2 separate regions of the Homo sapiens genome follow, and region 1 is linked to region 2. A link is an interaction called in ENCODE POLR2A ChIA-PET data of the cell type or tissue named here. Cell type or tissue: OCI-LY7. All regions are shown on one strand.

What was found. Peaks named below come from ENCODE experiments on the same cell type or tissue, not always from the same donor. Only the 100,000 strongest peaks of a DNase experiment are listed, where the experiment ranks them.
Region 1: POLR2A ChIA-PET joins it to region 2 with 8 read pairs; 10 of 35 experiments call an interaction of 5 or more read pairs at or near these places.

What each region holds. Positions count from the first base shown.
Region 1 is chr11:118,242,132-118,250,131 of GRCh38, reverse strand. The region is part of intron 1 of MPZL3 (myelin protein zero like 3); the gene reads left to right. Among named protein-coding and RNA genes, the nearest start is that of MPZL3, 6.2 kb to the left of the region's middle. RefSeq lists an enhancer at 7,890-8,000. In OCI-LY7, no CTCF peak of the experiment used is centred here; no DNase peak of the experiment used is centred here.
Region 2 is chr11:118,339,588-118,347,587 of GRCh38, reverse strand. It overlaps CD3D (CD3 delta subunit of T-cell receptor complex), which reads left to right and starts at 4,883. Exons shown (of 5, transcript NM_000732.6): 1 at 4,883-5,035; 2 at 6,995-7,213; 3 at 7,682-7,813. The coding sequence starts at 4,981. It overlaps CD3G (CD3 gamma subunit of T-cell receptor complex), which reads right to left and starts at 3,244. Exons shown (of 7, transcript NM_000073.3): 1 at 3,110-3,244. The coding sequence starts at 3,164. In OCI-LY7, no CTCF peak of the experiment used is centred here; a DNase peak (open chromatin) is centred at 4,217.

The DNA.
Region 1 (8,000 bases), 97 kb after region 2:
TTCTTGAGAGGCTGAGGCAGAAGAATCACTTGAACCTGGGAGGTCGGAGTTGCAGTGATCTGGGATTGCACCACTGCACTTCAGCCTGAGCGATGGAATGAGATCCTGCCTCAATAAATAAATAAATAAATAAATAAAAATAAAGTAAATGGAATTACACAATATGTGCTTTTGGTGACTGGCTTTTTTCACTTTGCATGTTTTCAAGGTTCATCCATTTGTTTGGTGTTTTAAATCTTATGTGGTTGAGTTTGGTTTCATGTCAGTGTTTATTTGCCTTTTGTTTTCAAAGATAAGACCACTTAAATTATTAGATTATTTGAATTCTCCTTAAGTTATAAGTCTGGTCCTGCTATATCAGTTATCTAAGTATTTAGAAATGGTAGACTAGGGGACCTAGGTTTCTTAAACTTTTCTCTCTTTTACTTAGGTGTGCAATATGAATAAAATATCAGTAGATTTGTATTTTAGAAAATGGGGCATACAAGATTGGGGGCTTTATTGACACATTTAATTCTTTCATGTGTAAAATTACTTATGTGAAAATGTGATTTTCTTGTTTTTTCCCCAGACTAAAAAGTTTTTGTTAATTATTATGAGTATTTCTATAGTTGGCTGTTTTTACCTGGCAAGAATGCTTTTCTGCTCAGATGAAGAGATAAAGGCATTAGGCCTGGGATGGACATTTCTGAGTGAATTAATGTTGGATTGGTATTTTTTTTATGAGTGGAAGAGACAAACTGTCTTACATCCATTGGTTTTAAAACATTTTTTAATTTCAGTATATATATGTAGAGAAAAGTACACATGTCATAAGCCTATACAGCTCAATGAATTTTAAGAAACTGAACACACATGGGTAACTAGCACCCAAATCAGGATATATAAAATGTTCCTTGCATTCCAAAAGCCTTCTTTTGTGCTTCTTTCCAGTCATTATCCTTTCTCCCCAAAAAGGAGTCAACACCCTGATGTCTAACAGTATAGAATAGTTTAGTTCATCCATGGATGCAGTGAGCCAAGATCACGCCACTGCACTCCAGCCTGGGTGACAGAGTGAGACTCTGTCTCAAAAAACAAACAAACAAAAAACAAACCGAAAATATTAGTCTGTAAAGATTGATCTTGAGCCTAAACTTTTAGATGTTTTCTATCCTTTGAACAAATGCTTCTGTATCTTAAGCTTGGAAGGACACTGGGAAACTAAACACTTTTAAAAGGCACTTTTCTTTCAATAGCCCACTTATAAAGTTTGCTTTATCTACCAGTACGGGGGAAAAAAAGAATAAAGTTGGTTTTATTCCATTTAAAGTAGTTTTGGTATTTCTTTGCTCCATACCAAAGTCTTCCTCCCCCAAAATAAACAAGTGAATTAGAACCAAAAAAAATCAAGAAAAAGAAAAAAGTTAATAATTTCTTCTAGTTCTCAGAGTTTTATATAAGACTGTACAAAATTATCGTCATTTAGAATTTTTTTTTTCACCAGCCCTGAATTTTAGTTCATCCATGGATAAACTATTACTTTTCTTATTTTTCTTTAACTATACAATTAAGACCCCACATATCCAGTATTTAGATTTCAACAAAATGACTTTAAATGTTTATAACTTTTTGGCAAAATCATGCTCATAAATATGGAGTTCAGATATATTAACAAGGGAAAAATTGGTAGGTAGGTGGGTTTATTGATGGCGTACTTACTATAATTTAGCAAACAGAATTTGGTTTAGTAACCAAAATTTACTATAATTTAGTAACCAGAATGTGTAATTTTAATGCTTATTTTGTAATAATTTTTGTTTTATAAAAAGGAAACTGGGCTGGGCACGGTGGCTCACGCCTGTAATCCCAGCACTTTGGGAGGCCGAGGCGGGTGGATCACGAGGTCAGGAGTTCAAGACCATCCTGGCCAATATGGTGAAACCCTGTCTCTACTAAAAATACAGAAGAATCATTTGAACCCGGGAGGTGGAGGATGCAGTGAGCCAAGATCGCGCCACTGCACTGCAGCCTGGGCAACAGAGTGAGACTCCATCTCAAAAAAAAAAAAAAAAAAAAAAAGAGGAAACTGTTGGTTTGGTCTAGTTGAATAAATATTACTATACTAAACATCCACAATATGCTAGGCTCTGTTTTGGTGGGATCAGGATCTATTGGAGAAGACATAAGTCAACAGATGATTTTAGAGTCTGATACTAAGAGGGAAATGCATTAGAAACCATGAGGATGGAGAGAGATGCTTTGATCTGGCATGAGAATAAAGGAAAGATTTCCTGGAGATGAAGTTAAATCTTGAAAGAGGAATAAGTTTGTTAGAGATAGGGAGTGAAGAAAATATTAGACATAGAGAGGTGCATAAACCGGGCATGGTGGCTCATGACTGTAATCTCAGCACTTTGGGAGGCCAAGATGGGAGGATCACTTGAGCCAAGGAATTCAAGACCAGCCTGGGCAACAATAGTGAGACCCCATCTCAAAAAAAACAAAAAATAAACAAGGCGGGTGTGGGGTGGGGGGCATTAAATAACTTTCCAAGCAGGTTTTCTGAAACTCGCTTTGATTGGATTAGCTTAGATCACATATTGACCTATCTTTATGATTGGGAGGATGTGATTGGCTCTCAAAAGCCAATTAAGTATTAATACACCTCTTCCTATGTCAGCATTAGGGACTTAACCTGTGTAGCTTGAAATTGACCATGGTAGGAGTATTTGCACCACAGAAATTGTCCAACCCTATGTATGTGGACCTTTTATTTTTTGTAAAAATGTTCTGCTGTTTACCAGGACACCACTAGATGTAATGATTGGTTTAGGTAAATCTGAGTCAGCCTCAGCTGGCAGTAAAGTCAGTTGCTGTTTACTTTTAGTTTTCTCCCCTCCCACCAGACTCATTCTTTTCTCTACTCTACTCTTTGGAAAGCTAACTGTATAAAGTACATCATTCAGGCTCTCTTCCTCTGGTTTCCAGTTATATTTGGCCAACGGGAGGCATTGGCAGGAGATTGGAGGGCAGGAGAGAGATCAGGATATTTATTTCCTGCTCCCTCCCTCTCTTGGTGCCATGATCTGTAGTACCTGTATCCCTCTAACAACAGCCCCTGTCAGGTTGCCCACAGCTCCCACTCTTACCAGGATCTAGTAACACCATTTCCTCCCTTTGCCCTTCAGACCTGGGGATGGTAAAAGCTTTGTGCTGCTGTCAGCTTCCTTAACCTTGGGAAAAGTCCCTTCGAAAAGTGGCCTAGGCTAAGCATGGTGGCTCACGCCTGTAATCCCAGCACTTTGAGAGGTTGAGATGGGAGGATTGCCTGAGTTCAGGAGTTTGAGTCCAGACTAGGCAACATAGGGAAACCCCGTCTCTACCAAAAATACAAAAAATTAGCCAGGTGTGGTGGCACACGCCTGTGGTCTCAGCTATTTGGGAGGCTGAGATGGGAGGATCACTTGAACCTGGGAGGCAGAGGTTGCAATGAACTGAGATCGCGCCACTGCACTGTAGCCTGAGCAACAGAGTGATGCCCTGTCTCAAAAAAAAAAAAAAAAAGAAAAGAAAAAAAGAAAAGAAAAGTGGCCCATACACTTTTCACAATCTCAGCTGATTGTGCCTTCCATTGCCTGCCTGGATCCTGACTGATAGTGTCATTTCCTCCTAGCTCATAGGCTGTGTGGGAAAAGGTAGGTATCAAAAAAAAAAAGGGTATTATTAGGAGATCAGGGGAAATGGATGTTGAGCTGGCAACAAACAAATGTTTACCGCATTCGATTTGAGGTCCTGTGGGGGTGATATTCAAGAGAGTATATCCGGTAACACTTGAACACTCAGAGGCAGATCATGGCTAGTAATATAGATTGGGAAATCATTATCCTGTTAGTGGTTGTTAAATCTACAAGTGAATAGGATTGTCCAAGGAAAACATGTTGAATGACTGTATATTCAGGCTGGAGCTCTGAGGAACACCAGTGTTTAAAGAATGGTTAAGAAAAGAATAGCATTAGATATTTGATACATACTGTCAGAGATGTGGGGAGACAGAGATAGAGTGAGTATGTGTGTGTGTATGTGTAACACAGTCAGTGGTGGAGTTGGTTGGAGGGAAACTAAAGAGATTCTAATCTTAAATTGTAACCCATATCTCTTTGTTCTAAACCAAGGGTTGACAAACATTTTCTGTAAAGGGCCAGAGAGTATTTTAGACTTTGTGGGCTACATGGTCTCTGGGGGCAACTATTCAATTCTGCAAAAAATGCAGCCACAGATAATACATCAACAAATGAACATGGCTGTGTTCTAATAAAACTTTGTTTTAAAAGACATTGTAAATGTTTTTTAGCTGTTTACCAAAAGACCACTGGATGTCATAATTGATTTAGGCCAATCTGGTCACACCCAGAGCTAGCGGCAAGGTCAGTTGCTAGTTGTTTTTAGTTTGTTCCCTTTCCACTAGATCCATTTGCTTCCATTTAGCTCATGGGCCATAATTTGCTCACCTTTGCCCTAAACCAACTGCTCCCTTGACATTATCCCTTGGGTATCTCAGAAGCACCTTAAATGCATCCAGAATCAAACTCCTGTTCCCCTGCCAAGCCTAGTACTTTTCTAGTCTTCCTGTCTCAGTGAATGACATCAGCAAGTCGGAAACCTGACAGTCATCCTTGATACCTCCCTTTCCCTAACATTCCACAGCCATACTTAGTTCAAACTTCCCTTCTTTCTTAATGGACTATCGTAGTAGCCTCCTCAGTAATTTCCCCATATTCACTCATTCACTTTTTCTTTTTTTTCTTTAAGAGATGAAGTCTTGCTCTATTGCCCAAGCTGGAGTGCAGTGGTGCGATCTTGGCTCACCGCAACCTCTGCCTCCCACCACCACGCCTGGCTAATTTTTCATTTTTAGTAGAGACGGGGTTTCGCCATGTTGGCCAGGCTGGTCTCGAACTCCTGACCTCAGGTGATCCACCCACCTCTGCCTGCCAACATGCTGAATTTACCCATATTCACTCTTGATTCCTTGTAAGTGTCTTCTCTAAAGTGATCTTTTTTTTCTTCTTTTTTTGAGATGGAGTCTTGCTTTGTTGCCCAGGCTGGAGTGTAGTGGTGCGATTTCGGCTCACGGCAAGCTCTGCCTCCCAGGTTCATGCCATTATCCTGCCTCAGCCTCCTGAGTAGCTGGGATTACAGGCACCTGCCACCACGCCCCACTAATTTTTTGTATTTTTAGTAGAGACGGGGTTTCACCGTGTTAGCCAGGATGGTCTCGATCTCCTGAACTCGTGATCCACCCGCCTCGGCCTCCCAAAGTGCTGGGATTACAGGCGTGAGCCACCGCGCCCAGCCTAAAGTGATCTTTTAAGAATGCAGATTTCATCAGGTCTCTTCTTGCCCAGTCCCACAGTTAAGTACTTTCCATGGCTTCCTATTACACTAAGGATGAGGACCCAAATCTGTAAGGTCCTGCCTGGTCTGTTTTTTGTTTACCTCCCAGCCACATCTCATTCTATTTTCTCTCCCTTTCGTGTTTTTTTGTGTTGCAGTCATACTCCTTTTCAGCTCCTTGACTGACTGAGCTCCTTCCTGGTGCAGGACCTTTGCATGTGCTGTGTCTTCTGCCTAGAATGCCCTCCCTCTCCTCACCTTGTTACCTTTTTCTTCAGATCTTAGCTCAAGAGTAACTTCCAGGGAAGCTTTCATTAACCACTCTCCTCTCCCCCATCATAACAGGGGCCGTACCCATAGCCACTTTCTTTTTCCTTCCTTCATAGTAGTTATCCAAGTTTGTTAATTATGCATTTGTCTTTATGATTACTTAATTAATGTATCAAACTTCTGCTGTATTTCAAGTATACAAGGGAGTGTATTTATTTTGCTTGCATTTAATTCCAAACCCAGAGGATGGCACAAAAGAGATGCTCAAGAAATGTATGTTTGAAGAATGAGTGAATGAATGAGAGCATTGTCATGCAAGCTTTGGGATAGAGAAGTTCAAGGAGCAAAGAGTCACTGGTAGAGGACCCAGTAAAATAAGTATAGAAAAGTGTCTACTGGGGTTTTTATCCCTCGGATTTTACAATTTTAAGATATATGATGCCTTTTACCAGAAGTGGTAGTGGAGTTCAGTTGTACCATAAGGTCCATAAGTGAATGGGAAGAAGGAAATGGAGACCTCAAGTGTAGACCACTCTTTCACAAACTTGGCTTAGAAAGGAGAGAAAGGGCAGTAGTTGGTAACTAGAGTAATATTACAGCGTTAAAGAAAGATTTTTTAAAATTGCTATTTGTTTTTAAGGATGGGAGAAACCTGTGTATTTAGAGGCTGAAGGGGAGGGGTTGAAGGCAGTAGAAAGGTTTTTTTTTTTTTTTGAGACAGAGTCTCGTTCAGTCACCCAGGCTGGAGTACAGTGGTGTGATCTCAGCTCACTGCAACCTCTGCTTCCCAGGTTCAAGTGATTCTCCTGCCTCAGCCTCCTGAGTAGCTGGGACTACAGGCATGTGGCACCATGCCTGGCTAATTTCTTTTGTATTTTCAGTAGAGACAGGGTTTTGCCATGTTGCCCCGGCTGCTCTTGAACTCCTGGCCTCATGTGATCCCCCTGCCTCGGCCTCCCAAAGTGCTGGGATTATAGGCATGAGCCACCACGCCTGGCCTAGAGAGGTTTTTCTGCTAAAGCAGGGAATGGAGGGGATGAATCCAGGCAGAGCAGAGGACCTGGCCTCGCATAGGAAAAGGGACACCACATCCTTTCAGGTTGGAAGTAAGGATGGGAGCAGATGCAGGAATGTGTGTGCCTGGGCCGTTTATATGGCCTCGAGTTTCATGACGATGTAAGAGGTAACATTTTCTTCTGAGAATGAGGGGTTTGGAGGTTGCATGGAGGACTAAGGGAGAATGACAAGGGCTTGAGGAATCATGGAATGGGAAGCTAAGCAAGGCCAGTTAAACGTTTGCCAGGCCTCGTTGAGGACTCAGCTGTGGGAGATATTCACGCATTTCTTATGGTAATTGTCCAGTCGTGTGATTTTTCTTGTTCACAACTAGCCTAGTCTGGTCGTCTAGAGCTGAGCTTTTTCTGAAAGGGTGCAATGGAAAGATAGGAGTGTAGGGGAGTTAAGAGTATTGCATGTACTATAAAAAAGGTGATAGGAATAAAGTGGGTGATTTACAAGCATGCTTTGTTCCTATACTAGAATTTCTGGTGACCTGTCCACCTGTTTCTCTCAGTGTCCCTCTGCCTGCTCCCCTCCCTCTGAATTTTTGCCCTGAAGGTGCTGACATTTAATAGAGGAATAGCCTTTGTAACTAGGTGCAATCGATGGCATCTGTGCCTGTGCAGGATTATGTACCTAGTGTTAGGAGGAGAAAGGGCGATGAACCGCATCAGGGAATTTGGGAAGGCACCGCAAAGGGGGCCGATATTTGAGCTGGAATTTGAAGGTGTGTGAATGTTGGGATATGGTGTGGTGGGGAACAACCCAGGCAGGATTATTAGAGGTGGGGAGAGCCTTTCAGACAGAGACCTGTTCAAAGAAAGGCTCAGTGGCATGAAAGGACACAGTACATGTGGGACATGGCAGGACATTCAAGTAATGATGAAGGGATTGGGAAGGTAGATGGGATGCAGTGACAGAAGTTTAGGGCTAGATTGCCACTCTCTGAATTTTATTTTGTAGTCCAATAGGAAATTACTGAAAGTTTTTGAATATGTGTGGTGTTCATTTTAATAATAATAGCTAATGTTTATTAAAGTTATTATTCCAGATGCTGTGCCAAGCGTTTCATGTTGTGAAATGAACAACATGATCAAAATGAAAAATTTTCTTTTTTGATTGTAGTGGCTCTTCAGAGTGATCCAGTGAAGTAGATCTTGTTATTATTCCCATTTTCCAAGTGAAGACATTGAAGCTTGAACTGGTTAGGTAACCGAGATCACGGTCTCACAACCAGAAAGTAGCTGAGCTAGAACTCAAGTCCAGCTTTGGCTAATTCTAAATCTGTATTTCAA
Region 2 (8,000 bases):
CATATTACAGAGATCTGGCACTTGAATTCAATTCAATTAGATTTAATCCAAACATTTAACGAGGACTATTATGACCTAAAATAATTAGATATTATGAAAGAAAAGAGTGCTGATATGAAGAATCAACTGCTGCTTCCAAAGTTTATGAATGAAGTGAAAAAATTAAAACATATATGCAATTAATTTAATAGAATGTATACATTATCTTTTAGTGCTTATATGACTGCATATGAAAAAAGGGTAGAAGCTATTAATTTTGTCCAAGGGTGAGGATCAGGGAAAGCTTAATAGAGGAAACGACATTTGTCTGGGCCTTGAAGAGTAAGCAAGAATATACCAGATAGAGAAAGTCATTCTGAGTAGAAAGAATAGCTGAATAAGATGCAGCTTTGGAAAAGGACAAGAGAGGTAGTGTGGCTAGAGGTGGAGTGTGTGTGATAGGGAGAGGCGGTCATGAGTCAAAGTATAATGGAAATACAAGAAGTGAACTGTCTTAGAACCTCATGCAGGGCGGGATTATTTTTGAACAGTATCCAGTGCAGTGTCTGGAACATGGTAGGAACTTTATTTGTTGAATGAATGTGCAAATGAATAAATGAGCAAATGGGAGAAAAGGCAAGACAAACAGTTAAAGAGGTTTCTAACTAGTTTTTCTCCTGACCACCTGGTCAGAAGACCGAGAGAAGACAGAGACCCCTCATTCTAAATTGGATTCAGGGAAGGAGATTGCACTGATCATTGACATAGTTTTTTTTTTTTTTTTTGAGACATCTTTTTTTTTTTTTCTTGCTCTGTCACTCAGGCTGAAGTGCAGTGGTGTGATCATGGCTCACTGCAGCCTCAAGCTCCTGGGCTCAAGCAATCCTCCCACTTCAGCCTCCCAAGTAGCTGGCATAAGTGCATGCCAACATGCCTGGCTAATTTTCGTAGTTTTTGTAGACACAGGGTATCCCTATTTTGCCCAGGTTGGTCTTGAACTCCTGGGCTCAAATGATCCTCCCTCCCTAGCCTCCCAAAGTGTTGGGATTATAGCCATGAGCCACTGTGCCTGGCTGATTGACATCTTTTAATGTTGCATATCTGAGTGAGGTTTCCTTTTAGGACTTAAGAGTTCATATAGCCACATTTCTTTTTTTTTTGTTTTGTTTTTTGAGACGGAGTCTCACTCTGTCGCCCAGGCTGGAGTGCAGTGGCACCGTGTTGGCTCACTGCAACCTCCATCTCCTGGGTTCAAGCAATTCTCCTGCCTCAGCCTCCTGAGTAGCTGGGATTACAGGCACCCACCACCACACCCCACTAATTTTTAAAATATTTTTAGTAGAGATAGAGTTTCACCATGTTGACCAGGATGGTCTCGAACTCCTGACCTCAGGTGATCCACCTGCCTCGACCTCCCAAAGTGCTGGGATTACAGGCATGAGCCACCATGCCCGTCCCTGCCACATTTCTGGATTGGCTGGCATGAGAACTCCCAGACAGTGGAGGAGTTGTTCAAGTACACATAGCTCATTGGTGTCCAAGCTGGATCCAGAGCTCAGGTTTTCTACTGCTGAACTCAAATGCTCTTTCCATGATATGCAGCCACCTCACCCAGGCTTGAGAGTTGCTCCTCAACCTGTGTTGTCTTTACCTGACTTTTCCTTGCATTTCTCTCAGAAATAATTCTATTCTAAACTCTCACTGTCCTCTTCAAGTCTCCCAACCGGTCATCACCCAGCTCAGTTTCAGCAGGTGGCATTGCCTCCCACCTGGATTTTTTAGAACACGGAAGTTGTTATTGTCCTTTCTCCTTTAGCTTCCTTTCCCTTTATAAACCTATTTGTGGCCAGTGCCGTTTGCACTTCCTTTCTCCTGGTCTTAGAGGGTAACGTTGCCTTCCTCTCTGTGCTCTTGACCCCACTCTTGACTCTGTCCTTCCACCATCAACTCCAGGACCTTGCTCTACTCATCATCTTCTCCTTTAGCCTAGAAATGTGCTCAAGTTTCTCTCACCCTCAAAAACATTTATTCTTAGACTCTACTTCCTCCTCTACCTACCACCCAGTCTTTTCTCCCTCCTCATCCAAATGTCTTTAAAGAATAGTCTACACTTGCTGACCTCATCACCTGACCTTCACCTTCTACCAATTTTCACTTGGCTTCCACTCACAATACCCTGCTGAAACTGTGCTAAATCACCCATGATGCATATTCTGCCACATCCCGCAGACTTAAACTTTTAAATATATTCTTATATTAGTGGGCTCTCTTTAACATTTTATACTCTTGGTAATTCTCTTCTTCTAGAAGCTCTCTACTCTCTTGGTTTCCAAGGTAGTGCATACATTTGATTATTTCAGCTCTTTGATTCTCCTTTTATCTCTTTCCTGGAATGTTTTTTTTTCTCTAACTGCCCCTTAAAATTGGTGCCCTCACTGTTCCATCTTCAGCTCCCTCTTCCTCACATAGTACTTGTGTGACTTCAGCAAATTCCATGGTTTTAACTTTCCCAGGATGTCCAGACTCCAGGCATCAACCCAGTTCATCCACTTCCTATTGGATAGTCCAATGGAGTATTCATGCAGGCACCCATACTATACTGTACACTCAGTCTGGCACCATGAAAACTAATCTCTCCAATGAGACTATGAGTTCTGTAGAGCATAAGTGTTTTATTCATTTTTATTTCCTCATGGCATATCACATATTAGGGTCTCACCCATCTTTGTTGACCAATTGGCCAACTGCCCAACTGAGTGAATGGACATTTCCTAGGTCGACTGCTAGCCCCCAGCTCTGAAGTAGGGAACATATACTTTTTCCTTTTAGTTTCTTGGCCTATGCCCTTTTGGGCTGCATTCAAATCTAAGATGGCGGTAACAGGGTCCTCTCTTCAGCCATTTAAGTACTCTGTTTGCATTTTTCAGAGACAAGGATTCCTTCTCCTCCATGGGACACTGTTTCTCTCTAGCAGAGAACAGTTAAGAGCCTCCATTTTGCCCTTCTTTGAACTCTAAGGTGACAGCAGAGGTAGGCTGAAGGTTAGGGATACCAATATTCCTGTCTCACTAGTGATGGGCTCTTCCCTTGAGCCCTTCCCCAGGCTTCCAGACCCCTAGTAGGCCCTTACCTTGAAGAAGAATGATAGCCAGGATGAGGACAGCCAGGCCCTTCCCCTGTTCCATGTCAGTCTCTGTCCTCCGGCAAAAGCGTGGAGCAGCCCTTAGCAGCCAGCCAGCCAGCCAGCCTGTGCAGCAGCTAGACTGGCTCCACCCATCACTGTTGGGGCTGGGGCCTTTGAGAGAAGGCAAGAACCCAGAGCCTCCACCCTCTGCTGCAAGTGTGAGCAGCAGGGGCCTCAGCAGGGCTGCAGGTGCAGATGCCTTTTGTTTTTCCGTTAAGGAGGGTGAAGGTGGTGGGGAAGAAGAGGGAGAGAGTGCTGGATTCCCACTCAGAGACTCATCTTGCACAGGGAACCGCAATGGATGCTGGGTGGGAGATGGTCCTGGGACCGTTTCTTCATGAGGGAGATAAATGTCCCTGTCATTAGTTGTTAGGATCGTAGCCAGTTGTTACTTGTTGCTAGTTGTTGTTGCTGTAGGTAATGAATTTAGGAGGGACTCTCAGATGCTTGGGGCTGGACCTCCAAATGGAAAGCCACCTCAGTCCAGGCCTTCATTCAGGAATTTTTTTCACTTTTTTTTTCTTTTTCTTTTTTGAGACAGAGTCTCACTTTGTTGCCCAGGCTGGAGTGCAGTGGCGCTATCTCAGCTCACTGCAACCTCCACCTCCGGGGTTCAAGCGATTCTCCTGCCTCAGCCTCCTGAGTAGCTGAGATTACAGGTGCGTGCCAGCAAGCCCGGCTAATTTTTGTATTTTTAGTAGAGACGGGGTTTCACCTTGTTGGTCAGGCTGGTCTCGAACTCCTGACCTTGTGATCCACCTGCCTCAGCCTCCCAAAGTGTTGGGATTACAGGCGTGAGACACGGCACCTGGTTTCACTATTCTTTTGAGATCATGAAAGAGGCGCCTGGAAGGCAATAGGTGGAACAATTCCGAGGACAGGCCAGCACATTTTCAGGGGCCAGAGCCCGGACTGAATGTCCAGGATCTCAGGCCCCTATCTCCCTCAGCCAGTCAGTCAGTGAGCCAACAAAAATGTGCAGAGCTCCCGTTATGTGCCAGGCACAAGATACAGCAGTGAGCAAGACAGGCATGACTCTGTCCCCAGGTAAGTGACAGTCTAACTGCAGCAGCGTGAAGAGTTTCAGATCCTCGTAGGCCACAGGGGAAAAAGGTCCATTTGTCTCACCGGGAGGCTCAATATTGCCTGTCAGTCAATTATATTATTATTAATAACTACCCCTTAATGAGCACATATGATGCGTGAGGCACCATGCAAATATCTTGTTTGAATCCTAATAATGGTACTAATGGAATAAGACTCTGAAAAATTTTATGGCTGGCCCAGGCCCCACAGGTAGGCAGTATTGGACCCAGGATTCAAATCTCTGGCTGGGGTCTCTAAAGCCCAACCTCCCACTGACAAGAAGCTGCTAGATCTGGTGTCCCTGGCTGCCTAGTGAAGGGTCCTGAGAAAGATCAGCCTCCATGAGAAATCTAGCTGCTACGGCTTGCGCTATGGGGCCGACGGCTTCTCTCAAGGGGCTTCGAGATGTGGCAGTGTTTAGGTTGTGTGTAAATGTGGTTGCATTGTCAATAGGGACGCTAAAGTTCAGGCCACCTTTTCCATATTCTCTGCCAGCTCCCTGCTCAGAGATAGAGCAATTTACACCGCTTCCTTCCTACCCTACCCCTAGCCCACCCCCACTCTGAAAATTTCCCACCATCAACGGCAGAAAGCAGAGAAGCAGACATCTTCTAGTTCCTCCCCCACTCTCCTCTTTCCGGTACCTGTGAGTCAGCTAGGGGAGGGCAGCTCTCACCCAGGCTGATAGTTCGGTGACCTGGCTTTATCTACTGGATGAGTTCCGCTGGGAGATGGAACATAGCACGTTTCTCTCTGGCCTGGTACTGGCTACCCTTCTCTCGCAAGGTAAGGCTACTCCAGGTGGGTGGGGGAAGGGACCTGAGAGGGACATTACTGATGGGAGTGAGGCCCACTTGAAAGTGTTTCTTGCCAGGCACGGTGGCTCACACCAGTAATCCCAGAGCTTTGGGAGGCCGAAGTGGGAGGATCCTTTGAGGCCAGGAGTTTGAGACCAGTCTGAGCAACATGATGAGACTCTATCTTTACAAAAAACAAAAGAATTAGCCAGGCATGGTGGTGCACAACTGTAGTCCCAGCTATTTGAGAGGCTGAGGCAGGAGGGTCACTTGAGCCCGGGATTTCAAGGCTTCAGTGAGCTGTGATCATGCCACTGCCCTCCAACCTAGGCAACCTGTGAGACCTTATCTCAAAAAAAAAAAAAAGTGCTTCTCGGTGCTAGCTTCAGTTCACCAGGCACCCCAGGGGTGTCAGGAGGGCAGGGGCAGGATGTAGCATAGAGTCTGGGAAACAGGCTCTTGGCTTTGACTGACTCCAGCCATGGGTGCATGTGGGCCTAGAATGTCTCTCAGAAGGCCTTAGGCCAGAGATCTGCAGAAAATAGCTCAGTACGTATGTACCTGAATCTGGGACTGGCCATGGGAGCACAGCTTCCTGCACTACTCCTTTTAGGCCTGATGGCCTCTGGAATCAGGACTCTTGTTTGTTTGGCCATGATTATGTCATCCCTGGAGGCATGTCCTAGCACTTATGTGAATGCTTTAAGAGAAGTTAACTTTAGGTTGAGCAGGACGGAGGGAAGATTTGAGGGGTTGTTACATGGTAGGATTTTAACTCATCTCAGTTTGCCAATTTCAGTTTTAAAATGGAAAGTCCCATGTCCGAGGAACCCCTTCAACACTAAGCAAACTGGGTCCAATGGTCACCTAATAGTTGGCTGCACTAGGGCACTCAGGATTTCCACTGGAGACAGATCCCTGAAGAGGACGCGACTGTAGGACGTGAAGCATTTGATGTGCATGTGTCTCCCTGAGGATACATGCATATACTTCCAACCTGCTTCAGAAGTGTGAGCAACAGCTGTTTCAGGGTTTTCTAGAAGATGCTCTTGTATCCAAATTTGGGACTTAGTGTGAAGCCCAGGATGAATGAATGTAGCCTCCACTTTTCCCTGTGTTTGGAGGCATAGACTGTAGTGCCTCTGTGGCCTGTGGAGATGTGCTCAGGCTGTCAGAGGAACTCACTGCATCTGGAATGTTGCTGCACTCACCTCCAGCCCTAAAAGTCTCCCACAAGACTTGACTTGTGAGGAGCTCTAGGGATGGATTCAATAAAATTTTTTTCCTGTTCTCCTCCTTCTAACCAAGGGTGGAAAACTGTACATGGGATTTGCCCTGGTCCCGTTCTGGACCACTTGGCTGATAATTCAGGGGCTGGTAAACCAGCTGGTCTCCACCCACAGCCATCCCTGGCCCTGGGAAAGGCTTCAGTGTTGAGAGCCCCGCTTTCTTGGTTGTCAATGGAGCAGGGGCAATGAGGAAGGATGAGGATAAGAAGCTGAAGTGGGAGTGTTGTAGATGGCTGGGAAGTGGAATTAGATGTTTCCTTGAAGAAAAAATGCAGACATTTCCAATCGAGGAATGTTCTTCTGTCTTTCCACATCTTCCAGGTGCTTCAGTGGTCCGTGCTCCCCCTACTCCTCATCAGTGGTCTGGATTCATTTCCAGGAAGGTGCTTGGGTCAATCCTGCTCTGAGGGGTCCTCTTTTGCACCAAGGCCCCAAGACCTGTCCTCTGCTTGAATGGCATCCTCATGTCCCCCTTGACCCCTGCAGTTGGTGGGGAACTTTCTGAAGGCTTTTTCTTGTGACTTCTGTCTCTCTTGATGGAAGCCATAAACTGTCCTGGACCAGGAAAATGGTCTCTGTTAAGTATGAGCTTCCGCAGAACAAAGGGCTTGGTGCAGATCAAAGAGCTGTCTCCAACTGTGATATTTTTTCCCCTTTAGTGAGCCCCTTCAAGATACCTATAGAGGAACTTGAGGACAGAGTGTTTGTGAATTGCAATACCAGCATCACATGGGTAGAGGGAACGGTGGGAACACTGCTCTCAGACATTACAAGACTGGACCTGGGAAAACGCATCCTGGACCCACGAGGAATATATAGGTGTAATGGGACAGATATATACAAGGACAAAGAATCTACCGTGCAAGTTCATTATCGAAGTACGTGCTTCCTGAACCCTTTGGGTTGGAATGGATAGGGCTTCTGGATGTGAGAACTTTCTGGCTAGAGAGGGATATGGTGAACCCATCTGTTCTCTAAACAAAGTGAGGTCACTATTGTAATGGTACAAGCCAGATTTGGGGACCTTCAAAGTGGAAGAGAGAGCTTAACTCAGCAAGACAGAGCAGTAGGGGTCATGTTACTGCAGCCTTGGTTGGGTGAGAGGTTTGGCCCACCACCTTGTTCAAGGTCCCAAAAGCTGAGATTACTTCTTGGCTCTTCCCAGGGATTCCTTAGGATGCAGGGTGGAGGAAGGTGTGGCAAGCCCATCACCAGGCCTTTCTCCCAGGGTCTTATTGAAGTTTGGGTTTTGGCATAAGAGATCTAAGGGTTGCCCTAGGAGGCAGAGGATGGTTCCCTGATCTTAAAGGCTCTCAACCTCTCCTCTCTCCTCCCTTCCCCCACAGTGTGCCAGAGCTGTGTGGAGCTGGATCCAGCCACCGTGGCTGGCATCATTGTCACTGATGTCATTGCCACTCTGCTCCTTGCTTTGGGAGTCTTCTGCTTTGCTGGACATGAGACTGGAAGGCTGTCTGGGGGTTAGTGGAAGAGCAGAGCATGAGAGTGTGTTTGTGTGTGTGTGTGTGTGTGTGTGTGTGTGTGTACCAGTGAGCTTATGCACCAGCTAAGGAATGGGGCTGGTGGTAGGTTTAGTCTCAGCTGGGAGTTACTCTTGCAATCTCCTAAAGACTCCTAGAACTTTGACTGTTGAAAGAACTTGTGTGT